3 separate regions of the Mus musculus genome follow, and all the other regions are linked to region 1. A link is a contact called in ENCODE Hi-C or POLR2A ChIA-PET data. All regions are on one chromosome and are shown on one strand. Each heading gives the region's core, a stretch centred on a gene start or an enhancer-like site at or near the end of the contact. The rest is flanking DNA. Distances are from core to core; before and after follow the strand shown. Region 1 overlaps Mast4 (microtubule associated serine/threonine kinase family member 4). Region 2 holds the start of Cd180 (CD180 antigen). Region 3 overlaps Mast4 (microtubule associated serine/threonine kinase family member 4).

Region 1 (4,326 bases), core at 1,088-3,587:
GGAGTCCAGGAGAGGCACCATACACAAAAGGCCACAGTTCAGGACTTCTGAAAGATGCAGGGCTATTTCTCGGAGAGCATAGTGCCTTCCCAGAGGGAATAGAAATGGTGCGGACCAAAGCTCAGTGGCTGTGGTCAGAGAGAGGTCAGAGAGAGAAGACTGCACACATTGCTGGAGCAAGAAAGACCCTAGATGGAGCTTGCTGGGTACCAAAAACTGTAAGACAGCAATGAGGAGGCGGCTGGATCTGAATTTAGTACACCTGGGTTTATCTCTGGCCCCTGTGGTGTTGGGCAAGTTTACTTTCTTGAACTTCAGCGTCTCCATCTTTGAAATAGGGATAAGTAAGTTACTTATTGAGTTGTGTGTGTGTGTGTGTGTGAGCTTCATGACTGTTTCCTTTCATCCTTACCAAGGCTCACCCTGCTTGCCTCACATCTCTCATCAGCTCCAGCCTGGCTAATACGGCCTTTATTTTTCCTAATGCAATTACCGGCGAATAAAAACAATGAATAAATCTTAGCTGTTGACATCACCACGGTCATGACGGCATGGGTAGTCAGCAGCGTGGCTGAGGAGAGCTGAAGTAGCCTATCCTTAATCCAGTGGGGAGAGAAAGGGGGTGACTAGTGAGTGACTCTGGGGAGCTCCGGCCTGGAAGCAGGGTGAGATCTTCACACCAGTCAGTCAGTCATTAAACCATTGCATCGGCCTAGCTGAAACTTTGTAAGGTTTACAGAAAGGATCTGCTACCTGGGAGAGAAGTTAAGGATGTGAACTTCTTAACTTGATAGGAGCCAGTCAGTGAGCCATTGTCCTTGGACAAGCAAGGATTCCACCGTGGCCCTGGAAAGTGGTTTTGGCTTGAGGGCCATCTGGGTGGTAGTCAGCAAACACGCAAACGTGGGGAATGGGAGAAGGCCGGTTGGAGCGGGGGTAGTAGGGTGGGGGGGATGGATACCTGGAGTTGCTTCTTGTATCCCCCTCCTCCCACACACACAGTTAAAACCACATTTGTGGAGTTTTGATTCTGTTTGAAGGACCACTGGGAATTCATTCCTGCCTTCCGTTCATGCTGAGGCAAGGACTACAGTAGTGAATAAGTCAGCCTCACCAGTAAACAGATATCTAAAGAAGCCCATTGCCAAATTGGGGTCAGTGTTCCGACAGCTGCAAGAGTGTGGAAGGGAGAGAGAGAGAGAGAGAGAGAGAGAGAGAGAGAGAGAGAGAGAGAGAGAGAGAGGGAGAGAGGGAGAGAGGGAGAGAGAGAGAGAGTAACCTTGTGGGTGTGGAGTGGGGACTGCTTTAAATAAAGAGGCTAGGGAAGTCCCTTTGAAAAGGTAATATTTAAAGGGAGGCTGAAGACTGTGAGAAACATTTGGGGGGGGGGCAACTGTCTGGCAACATCAAAGTCTCTTGAGGCAGGAAGGACAAAAAGAAAGTCCCCAGACAGGAAGTTGAATTTAGGTATAGGGCATTGACCTGGAAACCATCATTTATACCATGGGAGGTGTAGATTATCTTAGTCTGGAAGAAAAACAGCGTCATTGAAGGAATGGGCAGAGATGACTTTCAAGGGGATAAGTCCCCCAAGAGTGAAGGGTGGCCTGTGTGCATGCGTGCGTGAGTGTTGTCTCTGGCTCACACAGTGGGGAGACCATCAGTGCCCCCAGCATCAACAGTTGTCCAGTGGTACTCTGAGTTGTCATTTGACCAGCACGGTTGGTGTGAAGCAAGGAAATGCAGATTGGGTGGTGACCACCTTTTGTGGGCAGATAAACCCAGAGGTCATGCATCGTGGCACCAAGCCTTATATGTTCAGGCAGCCCAGGAGCCTCGTTCCTGAATCACATCCCCTTACTCACCGTCTGCTCACCCCATGGGCTGCTCCATCACCAGAGTTGGCAAGGGCAGAAGTTTCCTTTTCACATCCTCCCTGGAAGTTCAAGTTCCTCCCACAGCCTGTGAACCTCGCCTCCCCTCCTCTCCCCTCCCCTCTCCTCCCCTCCCCTCTCCTTCTCTTCCCTCTGAGCTTGCTGCTGGAGTTTCACTTTAAAGCCTTGACTCAGCTGGGTGCGGTAGCCTACACCTGTAATATCAGCAGCACTCTGGTGGAAGAGGCAGGAGGATTGCTGCATGTTCAGGCTATTTGGTCTATGGGACAAGTTTTAGGCTAGCCGGGGCTATACTGTGAGACCCTGTCCGCAAACAGACATATGAACCCACATAAAGCCCCGGATCTTCTTGGGCCTAATTCCCCTCACTGTTGGCTCCCTCCTGAGCCCTGGCACCAGGCCGTTTCTCAGCAGCTGGTTCCACAGGTGGCCGAAACCAGGCCCCACTTGTGGCTCCTCCTCGCCTCTCCACGCCTGACCTGCGGGCTAGGCCCCTCCCTGAGTCCCTGAGCCATTTCCTCCCACTCCTGGCCTTGCCCAGGCCTGTTTCATAACTGCTTCCTTTCATCCCTCTCCTGTCTTCACGTTCTCCACTGTGCCTTGCCTATTGCTGCAGGACTCGCCCTGTCATCCTCTCATCCAGTCAGCTCCAGCTTGGCTAATGTGCCCTGAAGCTGCCTTGTAGAGCTCACCCCTCCTCCCCGGCCCTGCCACACCGTGCCCAGCCTTTTCCCCGAATAATTCATCCAGGGAAGAGAGGGCTCTACTCCAAGACTTTGGTATATACGGCTCTTGCTGCTGTCTGCTGAGAGCCTGGGTTTCCGCCTAGCATAGGGAGTTCTGACAGTCTCTGCAGTTCCCCCTTAAGGCTGACCAGATCGCAGCAATCAGGAGAACAAAGGCAGGTGGATTCTCAGAGTTCAAGGCCAGCCTGGCTCAGAATGGGAGCTCCCAAGTTGTCACTGCTGCCCTGTAATGTTCAGGTGTATGGTGATGGAGGAGGAGGCAGAGCAGTGAGGAATGTATAAAGTGAAAAAAGTGGGTTTCCAAAAAAAAAAAAATGCATTGGAAATAATCGATGAGGACATGGAAGCTTATGCTTTGGAGAAGGAGTCACAGCTCTTCACCCTGTAACTAGGCAGTGCGTTTGTGCTTCTCTGGCTGGCTGCTTTAAGGTCCAGGATACTGGGACAGGGAGGTAGGATATGAGAAAGAATGTGTTAGTCTTTTATGGCTTTGCCTGGTTTTCTTTACAAATATATCTGGTATCAGGAGTTTAAATAGTATCTTTTAAAGCAGGGGAGTCATAAGCTTTGCAATAGAGACTAAAAAGCTGGTAGATATTGGTATCAAAAAATCCTTAGTCCCTATGGGTCTGTAGAGGAAGAAGGCTTGGAACTGGGCTGGAGCTATACAACTCTGTGGGGAGTCTTCTGTGTATTGGTTAGAATAAAAGTAGCTCTTCCCTTGGAGAGATTCCGATTGGACCCTCCCCAGCAGGGTCCGGAGCACGCCCAACTCTAGTGTGAGCACACACAGAGGTATTTTATTTTAACCTGTCTTATCTTCACTAGATGTCATCTAGTCATTTGAGTGTGACATCATGGTAACTGAATAATCGCTTTGAAAGTTAAGGAGGAGAGCCAAGATGTTTTTAAAAAGGGCCTGGGGCCACGGGGATGAAAGTGGATGGGTGGTGTCCATAACTTTGTCTATTGGAAGCCATCACTCTCTATGAGTAGAGCTGGCTATGTATTAATAGTCACGAACGTGTTTTTCATGACACATGGGTACACTTTGTAACGAGAGAAATCTCTAAATAAAAGTTCACACGGGCTGTTAATTTTTTGAAGTTCCCATACTTTCTGTTTTCTTTTCCCTCTATCTGCCTGGAAATTAGGGAGTTCCGTCAAGGACTCAGCGGTAAATTTTTAAAATGTTGACCTTAAGCTTTGTTATAGAATAGCAGGACCTGAGGGGGTTTTAGCTGTTGGGGACTGATATCAAACTGAACAGTCATATTGTTTTGTCATAAAGAAAAAAGGAACTTAGTATAAACTTTAGGCTTTGGTCAGTATTTGAATGTAAAATGGATGGCTACGAATAGACAATTGTTAGTGTTTATCTCATTTCTTAAGCACCCTGTTGGTTGCTTTATTATAGAACCCTGGGGAATTTTCTATTCTGCTCCTATTTGGGTCTTCAATTTATCAATGACCCTGGTTTTGTTAGTGTAGTGTCTTTTATCCACTATAATTGCAGGCAAAGTGCAGATCTCAACATAAACCTCAACCTCTTTAGAGCAGAGAACCAGCTCTCCATGAGTCTGGGAAGTTTCTAACCTGACATGGAAGTTCATGTCTTTTAGACTAATGACTTAGGTTCCCAGCAAATTGCCTGGGCGGAGCGAGCCACCTGATGGGTCATATTT
Region 2 (4,326 bases), core at 1,159-3,658, 210 kb after region 1:
TACAGTGTCTTGAGCTGTGTATGGAGTACCTGAGTATGTTTATTGGTGAAAAGACAATTAACTGCATATTTAGGGCCCTGTGGACTTTCTGTATGTGTGTCTTGCTTCAACTAAAGTTTAATAATCTGAAAAGAAAATTTTTATTTTACAAAACAAAACCTTCTTATCATGGTAGGCAAGATAAGCTCCGGATGGTGAGTCACGGGGACAGACAGGCAGCAAGTGCCTACTGATGCTTGAAGTGGGAAGTGGAAGAAAAGGAAGTAAGGAGAAGGCTGGGTCGAGGCAGGCTAGTTTGGATGGAGGAGACCACACATGGAAACCAAAAGCATAGTCTTTCCTAATCGGCCCTGCATTCTCCCACGTGCCTGTGCCCTAGAGGTCAGGAACACTTAGAAACAGGCTCCCATCATATTCATGCATTAAACAGTTTAGGAACTCAGCTGCTTAGAAAGAATAAACGAGGGAAGGGGGAAGAGAGAAGAGAGATTGAATGTTAATAAAACACAGGGTCTTTAGGGGATGCACTGAGCCCCACCCTCAGGACCTGAAAGGCACAGTACTGGAGGCCTAAGGCAGACAACTTCTCTCTTTTTGCCCCATTCCTCTTCCCTCTGCCAATGTAGGGGTCATGTACAAAAGGGAACTGGCAGCTCCAGAGCCTGGTGTCATCCTTGGGTAGTTTGAATGGCTCAGTACCTCCGCTGGAAGCTTCCTTCCTGGACTCCTTGTGGCCTCAGAAGGGCTAGACTGACTTCCCACAAGTGCTGCACTGCATATTGCCTTGCTCTGTGAAACTCCAATGAATGGGAGGACCATTCCATCTGGAGATGATGTCAGCAGGTGCCTGGCATTTGTCCTTGGTCACTGAGGTGATGTCCCCATCCTGATCCCCCTAAGACATCTACATGATGCATGACATTGAGCTCCCAGCTTAAATGTGGTGAGTGGAGCTGGGGCTGCTGAAGGAAGGCCCTTCCCTCTTTTACTTCTTTTATGTGCTGAGTTGTGTCCCATCCTCCCAACCATGTACTCCTGCCACTGATTCTAACTCCGAGGACACCATGCCTCAAGTGACTATAACTGGAGAGAAGGCCTTTCAAGATATGATTACAGTAAAATGAGGAATGCTGGGTAGGTCCTGAGCCAGCATGACTAATGTCCCAATAAGAGAAAATGAGACACACTTAAGCATGGGGAGAGACACAAGAGGACAACCAACGATAAGCCAAGGGAAAGTCCTCAGAGGAAAACAACCTTGCTGTTACCTCCATCCTGGATCTCCAGCCTCCAGAAACGACAAACAATACATTCCTACTGTGTAAAATCCCTCACTCTGAAGCTCTGCTTCTGGAAACCCAAAGAAACTAATATAACATCCCTGCCTTGGATTTCCCTGGTATCCTATTTCTGCTCAGTCTGGGAGCATCCCGAGTCTACCCAAATCCAAGGCTAACAAGCTTCTGTTTATTTCTGCTCCAGACTTTATTCCAGTCCTGGCTTTGGGTTCAATTTATACCCTTGACTTCTAGCTATCCCTGGCCTACATTCTCCTTTTGGTCTCCAAGTAGGAAAGCGGCTAACCGAGCCATCAAGGCTCACAGTCTTTTCTGTCTTCGCCATTTGTCAAGCAGGCCCACGTGGACTGGCTACTGGCCAGGGTCAAGGACAGTGGTAGGGAGGTTTAAGATGGCAAAAGATCGAGGCCATTCTCTCTCTCTCCATTCTCTTCATGGTTTCCCATGCATTGATAAATATTGTTACAGTTTAAACCAGAAGGTTTGAGTTGCCTCGGGTCTCAGATTTACTCTGGTTGGTTAGTCCTACAGATGGAAGGGTTTGTCTAATTGGAGGAGAAGATCAATCTGTATTCACAATGATCCTTATAAATTTTCTGAATCTTGGCATGAGCCTGTCTTTACTAGCCCTTCTCAAGACAGCTAAGAAACCAAAGGGTTCTGTGGGGAGTGACCATGTCCTAGGACAGTGGACAAACAGCTTTAGGCATCAGGATTGAGGGGATCTGCTCTTTGCACCAAACCCCTGATGATATCTCCCGTTGTCCTTTTCAGGACAGTAGAGACTGCGAGCCAAAGCTCAGATGAATCTGTATACGATATCTCAAGTTTTTCAGCAAGTGTCAGCAGCTGGGTAGAGACAAATAGTTTGGACTCACCTCAATGCACTTCTGATCTGAGGATGTGGTGGCTCGGCAACTGGCCAAGAAGAGGGCCACTAAAAAGAAGCAGCTGATGTCCGGAGCCATCCCAGGTCCAGAGCAAGCCCAGCTGCGTAGGATTATCTAATGCTCAGAGCCAAGCAATCTAATCACACTCTAATAGCCCTGGCAATTTGGCAGGCAATGAAGTGCTCAGAAGGTCGATCTTAGAACCGAAATGCTGGGAGCTGCTCAGCATTTGTGGATCTGTCATGCAAAAGGAAAAAAAAAAAAAAAAAAAAAAAAGGGGAAGTTCTTTTTGCATACCAACCATCTTGGCCAAAAATAACTAAGAGCCCTACCCCATGATGGCCTACTGCATTTCCTGTCAAACACACGGATGAGTTGTGCAGCTCTCTAGAATCTCACTACGATGCTTCCCACTGCGTTGAAGCCAGTTTCAAGGGGTTTGGGCCACTTAGCCAATTTCTAGTCTCTATCCTTGTGAGAGTCTGTGGATGTAGGAATTTGCTGCACTCACAATGGACACCACTTCTTCTAGCTGTCCCTGTGAGTGGTTAGGAGAAGGGTAGAGCAGGGCAGAGTGCTTTCCTGCAGCAAACCTGAGGGCTTTGACACTGGGGACTGGGGCAGAAGGAGATAGGCCCAACGGTCCTGCTAGCTGAGTGAACCTCATCTGCTTCCTGGACCACTGCTGTTCTTTCTGTGGACAGATTACTTTCTCTCTCACCCTAGTGACTTAGGACTGTTAAAATGGCTCAGGTGAAAGCCCCTTGTCTGGTTTCACAAAAGGCTCAAAGTTAAACAAGACAGCTGGAGCAGAAATAAGTATATCAGCTTGGGGTCCCTTTTGCCTTAGAAATAGCTTTGACATTGAATAAGTCAGTTGTTAGAGTGATTTCTTAGCATGCATTAAACTTCCAAGTTTGATCCCCAGCATCCCATACAACAAACAGTCATGGGCATACCCACCAGAAATTCAGCATTCCGGAGATAGAGGCAGGAAGATAGGTCACTCAAGGTCAGAGGGAGTTTGAGGCCAGCCCAGGTTACAGGAAATCCTTTCTAGGGGGTGAGGGGAGAAAAAAGCAATAGGGGCAGTAATTATTTGGAAGATCAAGGAGTGGCAGGGAGAGAAAAAGATCAAGCATTTACCCAGTGAACTTAGCTACCACAGGTCTTTTCTGACCTTGAACCGGTTGATATATGGGGGATAGCTGGTGTTGCCTTCTAAAACAATTGAATAGACTTGAATAGTAGACAGGACAAGGGATGTTCACTCCTCTCTTTCAGCAGAGGCTGAACAGGGGCAGGAAAAGCTTCTCCTTTGGGCTTCGTTAGGGATGTTCTCAGTAACGAGGCGTTCCATAAAATGCCATCCTCACCAACAAGCATACCTCTGAAGATGCTATTTGCAAAACATGATCTAAGCCAATAAAGGTGCATGGCAGGGCACTTTACCTCACAGAAGGCACCCCTCACAGTGAGGAACCAAAGGGGCTAAGCCTCAGGTCCACTGCTGGCCATCTGAGTGACCTCCAAAAAAGACACCACAGTTCCCTGGATGTAGTTTCTTGTCTGTAAGACTGGGGCTGTTGTGCTTATATCACATGGTAGTTATGAGGATCAAAAGGGATCATTTGTAGGAAAACGCTTTCTTAACCTTAAAGCCCTGCATAAACATAAAGAAAGCAAAGGGACGGGATGTGGGCTGTGAGCCACCGATCCCAATGTCATGTAAATATCACTCTCAGGAAATTGTCTCCTACCCCAGAGACACTGAAAAGGTGTATTGCTTTCTGTCTTGAAGAAAGGTTTGATGGCTCCGTTAAGGCCATAAGATTTTGTCATTTTTCTGAGGCCATGTCATTTGCATATGATTTGCGTGCGTTTGCATAATGGATTCAAAAGACTCCCTGCCAGTGTATAAGAGTAAAAGAAAAATAAATGAATACGAGTGACCTTCTGCCACAGCATTCAAATCAAATATTCAGGGCATAATACCCTGAAATATGAAATAGATTAAAATTTAAACTATTGCAAACAGATAGGAAGATAGGTTTTGGAGTTCAGAAGCAAGAATGAAGCCCTTATTTGGTTCCAGATTGTATAGAATCACAGTCCCCTAAAGGTCACCCCATTCAAAC
Region 3 (4,326 bases), core at 1,067-3,566, 150 kb after region 1:
AGTAGATCCTGCCTCTGGATCATAAAGGAAGCACCCAGGAGCAGTAGCTAGTGTAACGAAACAAAGAAGATGCAAGGGATTTAATTATCGCCCCGGCGGGCGGGCGAATTGCGTAATCATGCAGCTTTCTGCCAAACTTAAGCAGCAGTTCTTGAACAAAGAGTGTAAAGTGACCAGCATCGGCAGTGGGCGTCTACACGCCATGGCCGGCTTCATACTGCAGTGGCAGCTCTGTGTAGTATACCTGGCTGATTAATTTACAGCCTCTGTGTAGTATACCTGGCTGATGCTAATTTACAGCCTCTGTGTAGTATACCTGGCTGATGCTAATTTACAGCCTCTCATGGCATCCTTAGGAAACAGCAGCAAGATCACTAGTAGGGCTGTGTGCACACATGTAGAAGCACAGGAACTACAGTATCTGTCTCGTGGGTTGAGAACACCAGGAGCACTTTCTACATCTCATTGCTGCACCTTGAGTCTCATTTCCCCTTACAGCGTTGAAGTAGCCCTGCTGTGGAACCTTCAGCTCACGAGTACAGGGAGGCGGGTCCAACAGCAGTCAGCAGTGTAGACTCCTGGGATGAGTGGATGGTCAGGTCCCTCATTCCTTCCCTTCCAGGAGAGCTTGATCGTGGGACAGCATCAGTCTTTCTAAAATAACTTCATGGTCTTTCGTAGATGGAGACCATAGTGTCCCAGTTTTCAGCCTTTGCTCGAGCGATAACAGGTCAGGCTTAACCCTATAATTAAGGAACTTTCCACTCAGCCGTATTACTTTGTTTAAATTCTTGGTGCATAAGAAAACCTCTAGGCCTCACCAGCACTTGGTTCAGGAACTTCAGGAACTCTGGGAGCTTCTCAAGTATGGGGTGGGGACAACCAAATGGCATGACTGTCATCCTTCCGTATTTCCTTGTATTTCCAGAGCTTTGGGCTAAATGCTGCAAGCGTCATCTAAAACAACTCAGGGAAATAGCTGATGGGGAGCTGAGGTTATAGTTCCGTTGGTAAAGTACTTCCCTGGCAAGCATGGGGACTTGAGTTTGATCCTCTAGAACAGTGGTCCTCAGCCCCCTAATGCTGTGACCCTTTATTACAGTTCTCCATGTGGTGGTGGCCCCCAGTCATAAAGTATTTTCATTGCTACTCCATACAGTAATTTTCTTACTGTTATGAATCCTAATGTGAATATCTGACATGTGATCCCCTAAAGGGGTTATGACCCACAGGTGGAGAACCACTGCTCTAAAACCACACGGGGTGCAGACACCTGCAGTCAGTGGCACTTGTGCACTCACCACTGGGGAGTAGAGACAGGAATGTCACAGGCTTTGCTGGTCAGCCAGGTCAGCCTACTTGGTGAGTTTCAGATCATGTATCAAGAAACAAGGATGTCTTCTGGCCTCACATGCTTGTGCGTGTGCACACGTGCACGCACACACACACACACACACACACACGATCCTACACAAAACTCATACACATACATAGCTAATGAAGCAAGAGTACTTGGCACCCGCCAGGCTCTGCTGGGTTTTACACAAATTCATGTGACCCTCGGTTCTTCTCTGAGGCAGATGCTATAAATAGAGGTGTCCCCATTTTCCAGACACACAAACCAAAGTAGAGAGCCATGAGCAAGGCAGCCACAACCATCTGCTAGGTCAGTGATTTCAACCCAGGCAGCGTGAGTCAGAGGCTGTGCTTTCAGTGCCTACCACACACTTCTCCAACACAAGCATCTAATTAGGAGTGCCTCATCATCCAGTGCTCACAGTAGGAAGGCCTAGCATCACCAGGCTATAATCAAAGTGCTAAACCTAAGGAACAGACTGTAAACGTGGCAGAAGTTCCCAAGAAGGAAAGACTACTGGCATCGAAAAAGCTCAAGAGAACTGAGGGTTAATCTGTACAGGCCTTAAATGATGGTTCGGGGAGTTGAGGAGAAGTAGGGATAGCCCAGGCAACATGGATAGAAATGCAAATGTGAGGTGGGTGGGTCTCAGGTGTTGGGAAGTACACAGTGAGCCTAGTAGGTTGAGGCCTTGGTTCATGTTGGGGTAAGGTGTGCTAGCAGGCTGGAGCTAGGGCGGAGGATGAGAGTCAGGGCCACAACACAAGGGAGGCCAGAAGGAAGAAACCTTGACTCAGTTCAGCCCACTTAAAACTTCTCCTCTCCCCTTGTGCACTGAAACCCGGAAAGACTTGCAAGTCAGAGCAAACTAAGCAGACATCTAGCAGTCAGCTTGCCTAGTTCTGTTGCTGCTGCTATTGTTTTCTCAGACAGCTATCACAGAGTTCTCTCACGCCCCAGCTTCCTTGTAGCTCCTGCTGTAGCTAGGTGGATCCACTAGGTGGCAGGCTTCGCAAACAGCACCCAGTATTTTTTTTTTTCTATTCATTTACCATTTCTCCTGATGCTTCTGATTAATATTTGCATGATGCACCTTGTGCATTTTTTACTACAGGAGCTGTCTTTGGTGTATGAATATCAGTCCAACAAACCGCTTTTTGAAAAGTCATAAGTAGAAACAAACAAAAAGTAGGTTTAGCTTTTGTGGAAGGGGGCATTTATTCAGAGCCTCAATACATGCTGAGTCAGCGGGCCCTGCTCCTCTCCATTTTCTAGTGAGAAGCACTCATGATTTGTACTCTAATTTATCATTCACAATTTTATCATGCTTATGCCTCCTTCGTTTTTCAGTGATCTAGTTCTCTGAGCATGCCCCACATGGCCCATGATGGTTTGCTGACCGCCACTGTGGTGGACACAAGCCAGGCACTGGAGAGGTAGAGGGGACCAAGCACCCGCTGCCCATGCGGAGCAGATCGGGAAGGAGGGGCACTGGGGGATGAAGGACAGAGTAGCCAGACTTTGATGGTTCCATTTACCACCATGACTCTGAGAGCAAGAATCTCAGGGGTCCTTGAAACTGTTATCATTATCTATAGTCCAACAATGACAGTCCTTTCTCACCTCAGGAGTAGTGACCCAACCCTCGGATCTTGATTATAAGAATAAAGATTATACATGAGAATGACTTTAAAGCTAAATTGTATTTTTAAAACACCAGGTGGCATTGTTAGCCTCCTACTAGGATATGAAAGTCTGAGCCAGGTGTGACGGGACATAACCACAATTCTAGCCCTCCAGAGGCTGACGAGGAAGAACTGGCACATGTTTGAGACCAGTGTGGGCTACCCTGTGAGTTCTGGGCTAGCCTGATCTACAGTGTTAGACTGTGCTTTAAAAAAAAAAAAAAGGCAATGTTGAGATGCATTGGAATACAAGCCCCAGTGGCTCATGGGATATCAACCTAGTGATCATATGGAGGTGTGTGTGCACTCAGTATAGGAAAGTAGCAAAGAACACTTTTGAAAGATAAGTCCCAGCAGCCTTGTTGCCCCTTTTCATCCCATTCATGAAGGCCTCCTTCCACGAATCTTCAATAGCGAATTTTCCACTTGGTGAGAAATAAGCCAACCTCTCCCGTTAAAGAAAATGTAAATGTTTTAAAGTTTTGCACCTACATGTAGGACATATGACTTACCTTTCTGTTGGAATTCAGACCCCACCTACCTAAAATATTTTCTGCAAATCTATTATTAGGTGGGAGATTATACTTCTAAAATGATATATGAAGAGCTATGAAGGCAATAATAAAAACACTGTGTTTTCAATTATAAGCCAGAGATAAAACATCAACAAAGAGCTCCCTGAAGCAGTGGTGGCCAGCCTGTGGGTCGTAACCCCTGGCGTTTGCAAACCCCTGCATATCGGATGTGTACATTAGGATTCATAACGGTAGCAAAATTACAGTAAAAAAGTAGCAGTGAAATAATTTTATGGTTGGGGGTCACCACAGCTATATTAAAGGGTCACAACAGTGGGAAGGTTGAGAACCACTGCCCTAAAGAAATATAAATAACTAAGGAACCATCAACTCATAAAACTGAAACTCAGAAAAGAGTAGCGGTGGGGAGACACCAGTAGGCAGCCAAGACAAAGCATGTCCTTAGAGAATCTTTGTTGAGAAGTTTCCAGACATGTGAGATGGAAAATAGAGAGCTACAGATATGACATTAAGATTGTTGATAAGATGTGCATATGTTTATACATGTTCAAAGAATGACGAGGATGCGCTAGGGATGATGTAGCTATGTAATTTAATGCCAGAGTGTTGCTTAGCATACACCAAGGCCCTCCGTCTGATTTTCACGCTTCCTTCTCAAAAACAATTAAAACCCAGCAGGAGATAGATTGAAATATCATCAGTTGTAGCTGAGTGGAGATTTCAATGATTTTTTTTTCTTTTACTTATG

Evidence for each region. Hi-C counts contacts between places; a loop is a spot of excess contacts on that map. ChIA-PET counts read pairs that join two places held with the same protein, here RNA polymerase II (POLR2A).
Region 2: a map of v-Abl transformed pro-B cells shows a loop between it and region 1 (3-fold over the local background). The contact joins the promoter of Cd180 here to the enhancer-like site in region 1. A Hi-C loop is called at or near these places in 3 of 37 maps with a recorded cell type or tissue (CH12.LX, Patski and v-Abl transformed pro-B cells). POLR2A ChIA-PET finds 5 or more read pairs at or near these places in 1 of 5 experiments (embryonic stem cell).
Region 3: a map of v-Abl transformed pro-B cells shows a loop between it and region 1 (2.0-fold over the local background). The contact joins two enhancer-like sites. A Hi-C loop is called at or near these places in 2 of 37 maps with a recorded cell type or tissue (both v-Abl transformed pro-B cells). POLR2A ChIA-PET finds 5 or more read pairs at or near these places in 1 of 5 experiments (Patski).

What each region holds. Positions count from the first base shown.
Region 1 is chr13:102,897,041-102,901,366 of GRCm38, reverse strand. All of the region lies in intron 4 of Mast4 (microtubule associated serine/threonine kinase family member 4), which reads left to right. Among named protein-coding and RNA genes, the nearest start is that of Gm30106, 8.6 kb to the left of the region's middle. Within about 2 kb of position 2,337, at least 2 of the 3 ENCODE cell types and tissues checked have a DNase peak (open chromatin) inside an H3K27ac peak, as active enhancers do.
Region 2 is chr13:102,691,640-102,695,965 of GRCm38, reverse strand. It overlaps Cd180 (CD180 antigen), which reads right to left and starts at 2,408. Exons shown (of 3, transcript NM_008533.2): 1 at 2,177-2,408. The coding sequence starts at 2,266.
Region 3 is chr13:102,743,144-102,747,469 of GRCm38, reverse strand. The region is part of intron 26 of Mast4 (microtubule associated serine/threonine kinase family member 4); the gene reads left to right. Among named protein-coding and RNA genes, the nearest start is that of 1700099I09Rik, 15 kb to the left of the region's middle. Within about 2 kb of position 2,316, at least 1 of the 3 ENCODE cell types and tissues checked has a DNase peak (open chromatin) inside an H3K27ac peak, as active enhancers do.